2 separate regions of the Homo sapiens genome follow, and region 1 is linked to region 2. Evidence: chromatin contacts called from ENCODE Hi-C or POLR2A ChIA-PET data. All regions are on one chromosome and are shown on one strand. The core of a region is the stretch at or near the end of the contact, and the rest is flanking DNA. Distances in the headings are between cores, read along the strand shown. Region 1 overlaps PRDM1 (PR/SET domain 1). Region 2 has its middle 190 kb from the start of PRDM1.

Evidence for each region. Hi-C counts contacts between places; a loop is a spot of excess contacts on that map. ChIA-PET counts read pairs that join two places held with the same protein, here RNA polymerase II (POLR2A). Pooled maps may share reads with other maps.
Region 1: a loop to region 2 is called in a pooled map, with 7 times the contacts of the local background. The contact joins two enhancer-like sites. A Hi-C loop is called at or near these places in 11 of 50 pooled maps. POLR2A ChIA-PET finds 5 or more read pairs at or near these places in 8 of 52 experiments (CD8-positive, alpha-beta T cell, GM10248, PC-9 and 4 more).

The regions. Positions count from the first base shown.
Region 1 is chr6:106,100,273-106,106,401 of GRCh38, reverse strand. PRDM1 (PR/SET domain 1) reads right to left here. Exons shown (of 7, transcript NM_001198.4): 5 at 469-1,577; 6 at 1-31. Among named protein-coding and RNA genes, the nearest start is that of PRDM1, 17 kb to the right of the region's middle. RefSeq lists enhancers at 200-913, 914-1,628. Within about 2 kb of position 2,526, at least 8 of the 41 ENCODE cell types and tissues checked have a DNase peak (open chromatin) inside an H3K27ac peak, as active enhancers do.
Region 2 is chr6:105,896,125-105,902,169 of GRCh38, reverse strand. No RefSeq gene overlaps it. Among named protein-coding and RNA genes, the nearest start is that of PRDM1, 190 kb to the left of the region's middle. Within about 2 kb of position 1,494, at least 4 of the 41 ENCODE cell types and tissues checked have a DNase peak (open chromatin) inside an H3K27ac peak, as active enhancers do.

The DNA.
Region 1 (6,129 bases), core at 1,277-3,776, 200 kb before region 2:
GCCGTTCTCCACTGTGCACTCTCAGGTGGACCTGGGAAGAAGCCACATGTGTTAGCTCTGCTCTCAAGCTGGCTCTGAGACCTAACATTTCTGCTCCAAGACTCAAGTGTTGATGCAAATATCTTAAGAAAAGCATCAAGACAGTCTTAAAAAGAAGAAATCTTCATGTTTTCAGAATGGTGTTTTTCTTAAAAGCACAAAAATCACAGGCTAGCAGGGAGTTTCACCTAATCTTCTAGTCCAAACCCCTAATTTTTTTATTATTCAGAAGAAAATCAGGAGAAGGGAAGTCACTTGTCCAAAGTCAAAGAGCTAGAAGTGGCAAAAGCCAGGCGGAATCCATACCCACTATCCCCAACCGGGGGCTCATACTACTGCAAATGCAATCGATACCCCATGGAAAGCAAGCTAAATACAAACACAAGCATGCACTCACAGCCCCTTGGACTGCTCTCTCTCAAGGCCTACCTTCAGATTGGAGAGCTGGCCGAAAGTCTTGGCGCAAACGTTGCATTCGTACTTGATCTTGCCGTTCTGCTTCTTCAGCGGGTAGGGAAGGGTCTTGTAGCCGGTCATGTTTCTTTTGTTTTTAATGAGATTCATGGCTTCGTCGCTGCTGGGGGCTGCCATCGCTGCTGAGGTAGCTTTGGGCTGCACCACATGTTCTGCCGTGGCGGCTGTTCCCGCCGTGGGAGACCCGCTTGTGGGGCTACAGGCCTTGTCCTTCATGCTGGCGGCGGCCCCGGTAAAGGAGAAGGCACTGTGGGGCGCCGGGACAAGCACCTCCCTGGGATGCTCCGGCTGGAGCAACCTCCGGGCTCCATCTGAGGGCAGCGAGCTCGGGAGAGAAGTGGGGTTGAGCATGGGGTGGGGCAGGCTGCCCCCACCGAGGAGATTGCTGTAGACAGGGCACAGCCTCGGGAAGAGGCCAAAGTTGTTGATGCCATTCATGCTGCTCACAGCGCTCAGGCCATTACAATTCATGCCGTAGGGGGGCAAGAGGAACTTGGGGTAGTGAGCGTTGTACGAGGGGATGAAAGCTGGCGGGAGGTGGGGCAGGGGTGCGTAGCCAGGGTAGGAGCCCAAACCTTCCGTGCCGTAGGACGCGTTCAAGTAAGCGTAGGAGTCCCGGTGCTCTTGAGAGCCGGGGCCCACAGGGGACACCGTATTCCCAGGGCTGCTGTGAGGGCTGGAGCTCTTGAGGCTTTGGTCGGGGCTGCTTCTTGCAGAGGGGCTTGGAGTGGTGGAGGATGGAATGGGGGAGCGAGTGATGTACGTGGGTCTCTCGATCCCGTAGGCCAGGGAAGCTTTCAAAAAGTCTTCTGGCAGAGGGGCCCGGATGGGGTAAACGACCCGAGGGTAGAAGGGCATTTCGGGGCTCCCACGTCTTCTAAAGTCATCGAGGTCCTTTTCTGATGTGAGGGGTGAAATGTTAGAACGGTAGAGGTCCTTTCCTTTGGAGGGGTTGGAGTCCAATTTTAGGATTTCTTTCACGCTGTACTCTCTCTTTGGGACATTCTTTGGGCAGAGTTCATTTTTCTCAGTGCTCGGTTGCTTTAGACTGCTCTGTGTTTGTGCTGAAATAAAGAAAAAGGGGCGATTACACAGAGGGCTAGAGAGAACTGAAGCAAAACTGCCAAAGTTGCTCCTCCTTCTTGAGAAAACCTGAGTAACAGCTGGCGACACAATCGCCACATATCTGGCTTCCAACGCACTCTCATTCTAGAAGGCTCTGGGCCACTCACTCAAAAGTGCAGTTCCGTTTCCTCCTCAGCAAAATGCGGACAATGGCAGCACAGACAGAACAAACAGCAGCCTTGGGTGATTCTGTTTTCATTAGTACAGACCTTATGATAGAAAATTGCTGTTTAGGCTGGAGTAAGATAGCCTAAGCTGGATGCAGTGGCTCTTGCCTGTAATCCCAGCACTTTGGGAGGCCGAGGTGGGCGGATCACCTGAGGTCGGAAGTTCGAGACCAGCCTGACCAACATGGAGAAACCCCATCTCTACTAAAAATACAAAATTAGCTGGGCGTGGTGGCGCACACCTGTAATCCCAGCTACTTGGGAGGCTGAGGCAGAAGAATCGCTTGAATCTGGGAGGTGGAGGTTGTGGTGAGCCGAGATTGTGCCATTGCACTCCAGACTGGGCAACAAGAGCAAAACTCTGTCTCAAAAAAGAAAAAAAAAAAAAAAACTTCCATTTTAATGGAGTGGAAAAATACTGGGGTGGGGACCCTGTCATAGGTTAATAAAAGTCTTTCTGATGTTCATGGTTTACCTAAAGGAAATCAGCATACCCTGAGAACTAAATGTGAAAGATTAAGACTCATTTCAAGTAATACACAGTCATCAATTTTCGCTTCTACTCTTGTTGAATACGAATTTGATAAAGCCCTGTTCAAACTGCCTATGCCAAGGAGCTTAGCGAAGTGAATACCACCTTCCTCGCGATGTGCAGACAGCCTAAGCACTTCACCAAGGCTCTGTCTGGTCTAGCCAGGATCCCAGCAGTGCTGGCCCCTGGAGTCACAAGGCGTGACAGTCACCTCTGCCAAACCACAATAGGTACTTCCTGAGCCAGTTCAATTACTTAGCGCACCCAAGAAAACAGAACAGGCTAAGAGGAAAGCACTTATTCCCAAAGACGGCACGTTATTACTTGGTAAAGATACTATTTAGGAACAGCAGCAATGAGGACAGTTCTAGACTATCCCTGCCACAGCCAGCCCTGTCTCCTCGCTACACAATAAATGATGCCTTCAGGAAAAAACACCCATCTGGGCAGGGAAAACTGAAAATTCCCTGCTCAGCCTTGCCTGGAAACCAAAAGTAAAACATACGATGTTTAGTTTGAGCTCTGATTATTGGAGGACAGTCACTCAAGCCAGGACACCTGCCCTAGGAACGCACTGAAGGCATTGGCTGTCAATGTGTGGAGATGCCTTCAGAGGCAGCAGGTTTGGGGGATCATGCTGAAGCCTTTGTGCAAATATCCTTCATCGTCTAAAAAATGTCTCTGCTTGAATTTAGTTGAGAAAGAACTCCACACTTGCTATCTGATAGGTCTAGAAATGAACTCTGTGAAACTCCAGAACTGAACCCTTTAAATGTATTCTCTAGGCTGACTGGCTTGAGGGATTCGATTCCAATTTGAGAGCCCCTTAGAGAATGTTATCTCCTGCCAGCGGTTATCAGTTCCTCCTGGGCGAGCCTGAAGCCCCAGAATAAACACAGAGAAGAACGCTATCAGGGAAGATGCTGACGGGGGGGCCGTGATGGAAAGCTTGCTGAGGGAGAGGGATTTCTGAAGCCACTAAAACAAAATAAATATCTCCTTATCAGGCCAATATCGGTCTTTCAGTGAGGCCCAGCAGGCAGGAAGTTCTAATTGTCACTTTTGTTTTTTAAAGCTAAAATGGTAAAGGATGAGAAAGACAACTAAGCTTGAAAACTGATAGGCAAGGCATCTCACAGCCACAGGAAGGAATTTTATGAAGGTGAAAAAGAATTATTTGGAAACATCTATATAGGGTCAAATTCATAATGATTTTTAAAAACGATGCCGCTCGAATAAAATGGAAATACAAAAAACTTTACCCTCATGACTTTGAGCCATTTTTACTCAAATTATGTATCTAAGTCTCATATTTTTTCCAGTGGCTTCCACACTCCCTTGGTTCTATAATTCAACAAATAATAATAGCATAAATGTGCAATAAGCATAAAGTTTCAGTCCATCTGTGGCACTGCCCCTCACATTTAGCCAGGGATTCTTCTTAAGTACCTTAATATAATTTGAATGTTGAACTGATATGAAACTTATGATTGGGCCAACAAAAAAGCCAGAATTTTAAACTTTCTATGCAAAACACTTAGCACAGTGCCTAGTATATAGTAAACTCACAATAAATGTTTGCTATCTCTAATGCCTTCAGAAAAATAGATTTGCATCTTATTCTAAAAGAACATCCAGAGTGACATGTTAGCCTCCCTAAGATGCTCTACAGGTGGAAATTAGGAAGTCCATATACAGTAAAGGTGCATTTTAAAAAATCATCCTTCAGCAGCTGAGTAATCAGTGGAGCTGGTGTCATTTCTGACTCTCCCACTCAGCAACAGCTTGAGTTAACATGAAAAAGAAAATCAAGATCTGTTTTTGTTCTGAAATCTTAAATGGCTGTAGGCGGACGGAGTCATTTCAAGAGTGAACTGCTTCTGAAGACTCCGAATGGCTTAATTATGCCGACTCACATTTTCGATCTATAATAAGAACCCCAAGACTATAAGAAAGAACCTAGAAGTTCTGCAGTAGGCAAAACAAAGTCTCTTTTCAACTGAAACTGAGAAAGCAGATTAACATTTAGAAGTCTATAATTTGGTCAACTGTTTTCTAGATGGGTTAGTTAGATAGATAGAAAAAAAATACCTCCCCCCCTGCCAAATTTGGGAGGGGTAGGGGTTTCAAACTTATTAGTTCTTTTATTCCTTTTCCTTTGTTTTTAGAAAAATGCCATTTTGTGATTTCTGGCTACTTACTTTTCTTTCCTTTGGTTTGTTTCAAATCCCTTCTTCTCCAAACTCTACCGCCTGAACCATCACTGCCATTTAAGCCCTCATGGAGATTCTTGCACCACCTCTATTGTGCTTTAAGCATGGAAACCCAACACAGTTCATTTGGAGACACAATCTACCTATTAGGCCTGATGAAATAGTGGAAATTTTCCTGATCACAGTCTCAATCATCAGCTGCCACGCCTAAGACAACCGGTTTCACAACTGGCAGCAGGAATCTTGTTTTAATGTGACTGGTTATTGTTAACTCTCATTCTTTACTATGAATATTGGACAATGAAATGTGCTTGAAAATGTTAAACCACCATTTAGAAAAAATTCTGCCAAAATAAAAGGGGACATACTGCATAAATAAAAAGGGATAAATAAAAGGTGTCATTTCACAGTATATATGACAGTTGCTTCTGAACACAAAGTAGAAGCACTTGAACCTTAAAATACTGTGCAAAACCTTTCTTTGAGGAATAAAAACGCCAGGCCTTTAAACCCTTCCCTTGATTGGCACAGGGTGCGGGAAGCATGCAAAAAAGTTTCTTGGTGGTTGGTGCAAAGTCACTGGGGTAGGTCACCTCAAATGAACTGTTTAAAGAAAAGCAAAAATCAAAAGACTTTCCTCTGAATCCATGAATGATTAAACTCAAGGAATGTAAGGAGACCCTTAAGTGGAAGTGGCTCACTATGTTAAGAAAGCCAGGAGGGAGCTGTGCGCTTCTTCTGAGACGCACAGCTGGAATACGAGTTCCACAAAAATGCCACTGTGCCTGTGCATTTGTCGTTTGTTACTAGGTCCTCAGCACTGGGCATGGCATACACAGATGCCACAACAGCCGAATGGTTCCTGGGAGGCTCAGCCCTAGGGATATGACAGAGTCTCCAGAGTCTCGGGGAGCGCTGAAGAGACATGAGGGAAAAGAACTGCCACCTTTTTGGTCAGGACCTAATTAGACCCATTAAGCTGGAACTGGGGAACTGAGAGCCAGTTCTTTTCCTGAAGCTCAAGGGTAACCTGTTGTGTAAGGACCCCAAACACACGACCTCCCCTACGGGGGAGGTCCTGATGCTTTTATAGCCCCAGATTTTCAGAAAAACTGCAAACACAATCTTGCAATCTTAAGGGAGATCAAGTAAAATGAAGTGTGGAATGAATACCAAATAACCATACAGTTGGATTATATATGACTAGGGTAAGTACTTGGCTTGTTCATTGGTCCTAAAATCAAAGTCAAAATTCCAATTTATGTTAACATTGATATTTATTCCAAATGTCTCAAAGGTGAAAATGAGAACTAAAACAAGTTAGCCTTCTGGTAAAGCAAATGGATATACTTATCAATAACTGGTAAACCTGGGTAAAGGGTAAGTGGAAATTCTTTGTCCTTTTCTTCAAATGTTTTCTTAAGTTTGAAATGATATCAAAACCAAAAGTTACAAAAACTTCAGCATTTAGTCTTAACTTCTAAACCAAAAGGAATAATTTTTAAAACTGCTAATAAGATTTAGTGGTCTAACCAAGAACACACAACCATAGTTACAGCAGAGGTTAGAATCTTATGGC
Region 2 (6,045 bases), core at 245-2,744:
GGAATTACTCTACTTCTATGTTATATTTTCTTATTCCTAACAAGATTAGTAATCTTTCCTAATATTTATTTTATTTGCTTTCATTTCTCCTCATAGATTCTAAAAGTTATTTTAATGTTTCTGCATTGCAAACTGAAGAAACCATTCATTTGACTGAAAGCAAGGCTTCTATGAAACCAGGAAGGCCTTGTAGTTCTAACAGTAGCTGCCTAACTAGAAATATGTCAGCAATTCTTAGGGAGAAGGGTGCTAGATTTCTTCAATGCCAGTTATCCATTTTATATCCTGAATTTCAGTGTACTGTAACACAAAGTAAATTTCCTATGTACACATGTAAGATTTATCAACAAGGATCTTTTTCACAGCACTGTTGATAATGGCACAAAATCAGAAATATCCTAGGCCGTGCATTTGCCTGTAGTCCGAGCACTTTGTGAGGCTGAGGCTGAAGGATCACTTGAAATTCCTACTTTGAAACTTGAAGTTTCAAGTGAACCAGCCTGGGCAACATAGCAAGAACCCATCTCTTCAAAAACAAAAAAAATTAGCCAGGTGTGATGGCACATACCTGTAGTCCCAGCTACTCGGGAGGCTGAGACAGGAGGATTGCTTGAACCCAGGAGTTCAGGAGTTCAAGGCAACAGTGAAGCATGATGGCACCACTGCAGTCCAACCTAGGCGACAGAGTGAGACCCTGTCTCAAAAAAAAAAAAAAAAATAGAAAAAAAGAAAAAGAAATATCCTAAATGTTCATAATTGGCATTAGCTAAAAAGTTTGTGGTGTTTGTATGGTCTGATATTTTGCAGATATAGAAAATGTGGAAGAATATATAAATGACATAGGAAAATGGTCATGATGTACTGGATGAAAAAATCAGGATCAAAATTAATCATTTAAATAGATATCTCTATCTATCTACCTATCTGTCTAGATATAGATCCAGATATAATTTAAATCGTGTGTGTATATGAAAAACTAAAGTTAAAAAAATAAAATAGAAACAGTGGTGGGATTACAGGTGACTTTTATTTTAGTTTTTGTGTTTTTTCTGCATTTTCCTCCAAAGAACATATATTACTTTTACAACTAGGAAAAGGACCCTTATTTTACACTTAATTTCCCAATATATCAATTTTTATATCATAAAAGATTTTATTCCTTGCCAGGATGAAGCTAAGGGGGAGATTCATGCCTAAGCAAAGGAGAAAAAAAAAATCAAGAGGACAGCACTCAATAAACACCTAATTTTGTTTCTGATCTTGTGCCTGTTTGAAGCGCTCACACTTGTTTTGACTCAGCTAGATAAGTCAGCTCCTCTAAAACAGTCACAATTTCCACCAGCTGTTTTGGATGTTTGAGGTTATGTTTTTGTTTTAGTGAACTTCACTGCCTATCCCTTGAGCTAGCTTAGGAACAATTGCAAAGGAAGTCTTTGAGGCCGACTCAGAGGAAAGCTGCTAATCTTATGACATCCACAAGGATTTGAACAGGCAGCTCCATCTGTGTTGTTTCTGTTTTTCTTCTAGGGCAGGTCTCGATGGCAGAAAGATGGACACTTCTCAGGTCTAGTTGTTGCATGGTGTGTTCCTGACCACAGCTGTACCCAAGGAGTCTCACAGATTCCTCAGGAGGCAACAGGACGTTTATCAACGAAGATGTGAGAAACCCATGCCGGGTACCGTTTACGAACCCTGCCTGGGTTCTGTTTTCCGTGTAGTAATTCTTTTCCACGAGTTCAGGTTTATGAGTGCTCAGGCAGGAAGCTGTTTATCACTGAAAGCCACCAAAGGAGAGGTGTTATCGTCTTTACCCAAGACCTCTGAGACTTTCCTTTGAATTAGGAGCTGGGGGTTCTCGTTGCATGATATGGCAGAGTTTCTGGAAACTGATTTGGGGAAGAGGAAGCTGACTTATATGGGAGTCACCCTCTCATTTGTCGTTCTCCAGCACCCCCTCCCCCATCATGCTTTTTCAAAGAAAAGAAAAATGGTGACACTTCTAGTGAGAGGTGGGATTTAGTTAGAAATGTTCTAGGGCTGAGTGAAGGTTGATCTGACTTTTGAAGCTCACCTTTGAGGGTTGCTGCCTGTTTTCATTTAGCATTACTTAACAATGTGCTTTGCTCCCCTTGCTGCCATTTAAAAAATTCCATTCTATCTGGATGCAGACTAACCAGGCTCAATTTTGTTATTCTTATCTTATTTGGAAGGTTGTTTGCAAACAGTCACTCCATAGAGCATCTACTATAAGTCAGCCACTGTGCATGGCCACCAACAAAACTGTTATAAAGAGTGTAGTTCTTACATGCAGAGAGCTCACAGAGGAGGGAAAGGAGGTAAGTAAACAGTGGTGAGGCTAGGCGCTAAGTGCTACACTAAACAAGTGATCTGTTAGGGAAAATTTTATTCACTGGAATTCCAGAGGGGCTGGCAAAGGTATCAACCTGGCAGGTCTGTCCATCTGGAGAGAAACCATTAGAGCAGTTGGTTACTTAGGTACCCTGGAGCAGAGCAATGCATGAGTTGGCTAGTAGAACTCCCTCTTATTTTAGGCTGGACGCAGTGCCTCATGCCTATAATCCCAGCAGTTTGGGAGGCCGAGGTGAGTGGATCACTTGAGGTCAGGAGTTCGAGACCAGCCTGGCCAACATGGTGAAACCCCATCTCTGCTAAAAATACAAAACTTAGCCAGGTGTGGTGACAGGCACCTGTAATTCCAGCTACTCGGGAGGCTGAGGGAGGAGACTCGCTGGAACCTGGGAGGTGGAGTTTGCAGTGAGCCGAGACTGCACCACTGCACTCTAGCCTAGGTGACAGAGTGAGACTGTCTCCAAAAAAAAAAAAAAAAAAAGGTAAAAGAAAGAACTCTCTCTTATTTCAGTCTATACTTTCAGTTGCGAGTAATAAATGCTCAGCTCAGATTCTGGGGTATTCTAACTTCAAGATCTGCTGGATCCAGATAATATTGTCAGGAATATGTCTCTTCATCTCTTGGCTGGGTTTTCTTCAGTGTTCGTGTCATTCTCTGGTACATTTTTCCCACTAGTGGCAATGGCCATCGGAAGCCCCAGACTTACATCTTATTGGTTTGGCAAGCTCAGAGGAAAGGGATGGTTCCCGTCCCAACAGTTTGAACAGTCTTCTAGGGCTTACTTTCATTAGATCAACCTGGATCACACACCAGCTCTGAAGCAATCATTATGGGCTGGGTGTGACACACACTTATTGCACAGATCTAAGTTTTGGGTCCTCTCCTGTGCCCAAGGTGTGAAGTTGGCCTTACTTGAATCACAAGGACTAAGAGCTGGAGAATAGCAGTTCATCAAGGGAAAAGGAGGAGCTATTTTCAGAAGAAGAGTGGATGCTCAGTGGTCACATCCATCACAATGCCCATGATGTCCTTTTCTTGCAGAGATATTTTAATTTGGACTGTCCTAAGCTATCAGAGTGTTCTAGTCATCTTCACCCTCAATACAGAAGGGGTTGGATTTCCGGGTTTCTGATTTCTTGTTTCCCAGAGTTCCTTTAATTCCAAGTTTTCCCACATCCTGCTTAGCAGTCGGCCAGGGTTCAGGAAGAGGCGTCCATCCTCCCTCAGTACATTGGGAGCCTGCTTCTCTTATGTTTGTATGACTAAGAGGGGTGACTCAAATGTTTAGTGCGGTGGTTCTCAAGGTTGTGGTCCCCAGATCAGCAGCATCAGCATCACCTGGAGACTTATTAGAAATGCAAATTCTATGGCCTCATCCCAGACCTACTGATTCAGAAACTCTGGGGGTCAGGTTCAGACATCTGTGCTTTCACAAGGTCTCCAGATGACTCTGATAACATACGTGAGATTTGAAACCACTGATTTAGGGAATAGTCCAAGACAATCTACTCTAGGAAGACTGAGACCACCTCAACTTTTCTGTTTTATAGTCTGCCTTCCTAAGCTCCTGACACCAAGGGAAAGATTCATTAATTGTTGAATGTTGCTTGCTGGAAGCAAAGAGATTACTTTGTGCTTGGTGTAAGAGACTCTCAGTGAGCTGCAGTTGAGAATCTCTCAGAAAATTCTTTTTGGCCACACCTCAGGAAATGAATGTTCCTGGAGATGCTGCAGCTGCCAGGCTCATCCTAGATGAAGGAATTTTGGAATCTTTCTAATTCTCTGAGGTGATGTTGTTTGACATAGACCTGGTGAAGTTCTGCTGTCAATTAGTGTGCCTGCAATTCATGTATTCATGTATTCATTCTACATATATCAAGCCCAATACTGGGCTGGGTACTGGAGATACAATTGCCCACAAAACAGACATGCTTTCTGCCCTCATGGAGCTCAAGGTCTAGTGGAAGATAAAGCTGTGTAAACAGGCATTAACAGTAGAGTGTGATTTGATGGGGAGAAATACAGGGTCGTTGGGGAGATCATGGTGGAAAGGAGGGGGGCCCTAATCTACACTGGAAAGTTATGTCTATACTGGGACCTAAAGGATAAATAGTCATTGTTTGGCAAATAAAAGGAGAAGAGGCTGTCAGGCAGCATTTGCAAAATGCTGTAATTGTGGGAGAACTTGGTGTGTTCAAGGAAATAAAAAACAAAATAAAAACAAACAAAAAAACCAACTCAGTGTAACTGGACTGTAGAGTTTAAAGGAAGGTAGAGGTGAGGGATAAAAAGGTAGATGCAGCAAACTATGCAAATCTTATTAATAAATCTGGACCTTATACTAAGAGCAATAGAATCCATTAAAGAGATTTAGATAGAAGTGAGATGATTGAATTAATTTTAGAATGAGAGCTTGAGAATGAATTGGGGATGAAGTAGGGCTGAGTCAAGACCACAGACAGGCAGACCAGTTGGAGGCTGTTGTGATAATAAGAGGAAGACAAATCAGAAGTTTATTGTGGTCATGAAAAATAGTGGCTCCTTGGCCTAGGATAATGGAAGTGGGGTTGGAAAGCAGTGGATGGATTTTGGACGCTGATGTGTGGTTGAAGGATGGGCCAAGGGAAGGAGAGGACTCCTAGGTGGCCAACTTGGGTAACTTGTGAATGGAGGTGCCATTCACTGATAGCAAACACTAGAAGAGGCAAGAGTCTCTGGAAGAAAGTCATGAGTTCGACTTTAGACAAGTTGAGACTGTAAAATGCCCAAGAGGAGGTACCAAGGATGTAGTTACAATCCAGGCCCGAGCCTAGACAAGAGATCTGAGTAAGAGTAAATATTTGACAGTCATCAATACACAAATGACAGTGAAACCGAGGGAGTGCATGAGATCACTTAGGGAGAGTGTTTGAATAGGAAGAGGGGAGGGCTTGGAGCCCAGGGGAGCCCCAGTATTAAGAAACAGGCAGAGGAAGATAAACCTGTGAAAGCAACTGAAGGATGGCCAAGAGAGATAGGAGAAAATCAGAGCGTGGAAGGTGCTGGGTGTTGTGGAGGTCAAGGAAAGCAAGTTTCAAAGTTTTCTGTGCTAATAATCTCAATTCTGCACCTGACAGATCAGGCCAGACCATCTCCGGGGAAGCCATGCGGTTGCTACCCTTCATCTGCCAGCACCCTCTCACTATTCCAAACGGGCTCATCCTTAAAGACACTTTTCAGGAAACACTGCTTTCCTGTAATTACTTTCTTAGGCAGATAAAACGGCACTTGCTGAATCATAATTTACTTAAGGAGATCCCATCCCACACTTTCTTTCAACTTGCTGTGTCTTTTTAAGCGAAACCAATGGGATTCCTTGCATACTTCCCTCTTCTTTTTATCTTATCTCATTCCACTTGCAGGTTGCTGTATTCACCGAGCCTCTGACCTCCAGCATACTTTCAGACAGATGGTCACAGACAGATGTGTACTTTGCAATTGCAGGTTATCCAAATATTGTGGTGGCAGCAGCACCTCTTTTTGTACCCAACAGTATCAGTGCTCTGCAACCAGCTCGCGTCTTCAGCCGCTGTTGACGTCCCTGACTGAATTACTGTCTTTCTTCTTTTTTTCTTCCCCTCTCTCCAGCTGGACACTCTGGGGAGGTGTTTTGGCCAGAATTAGATATGCACAGC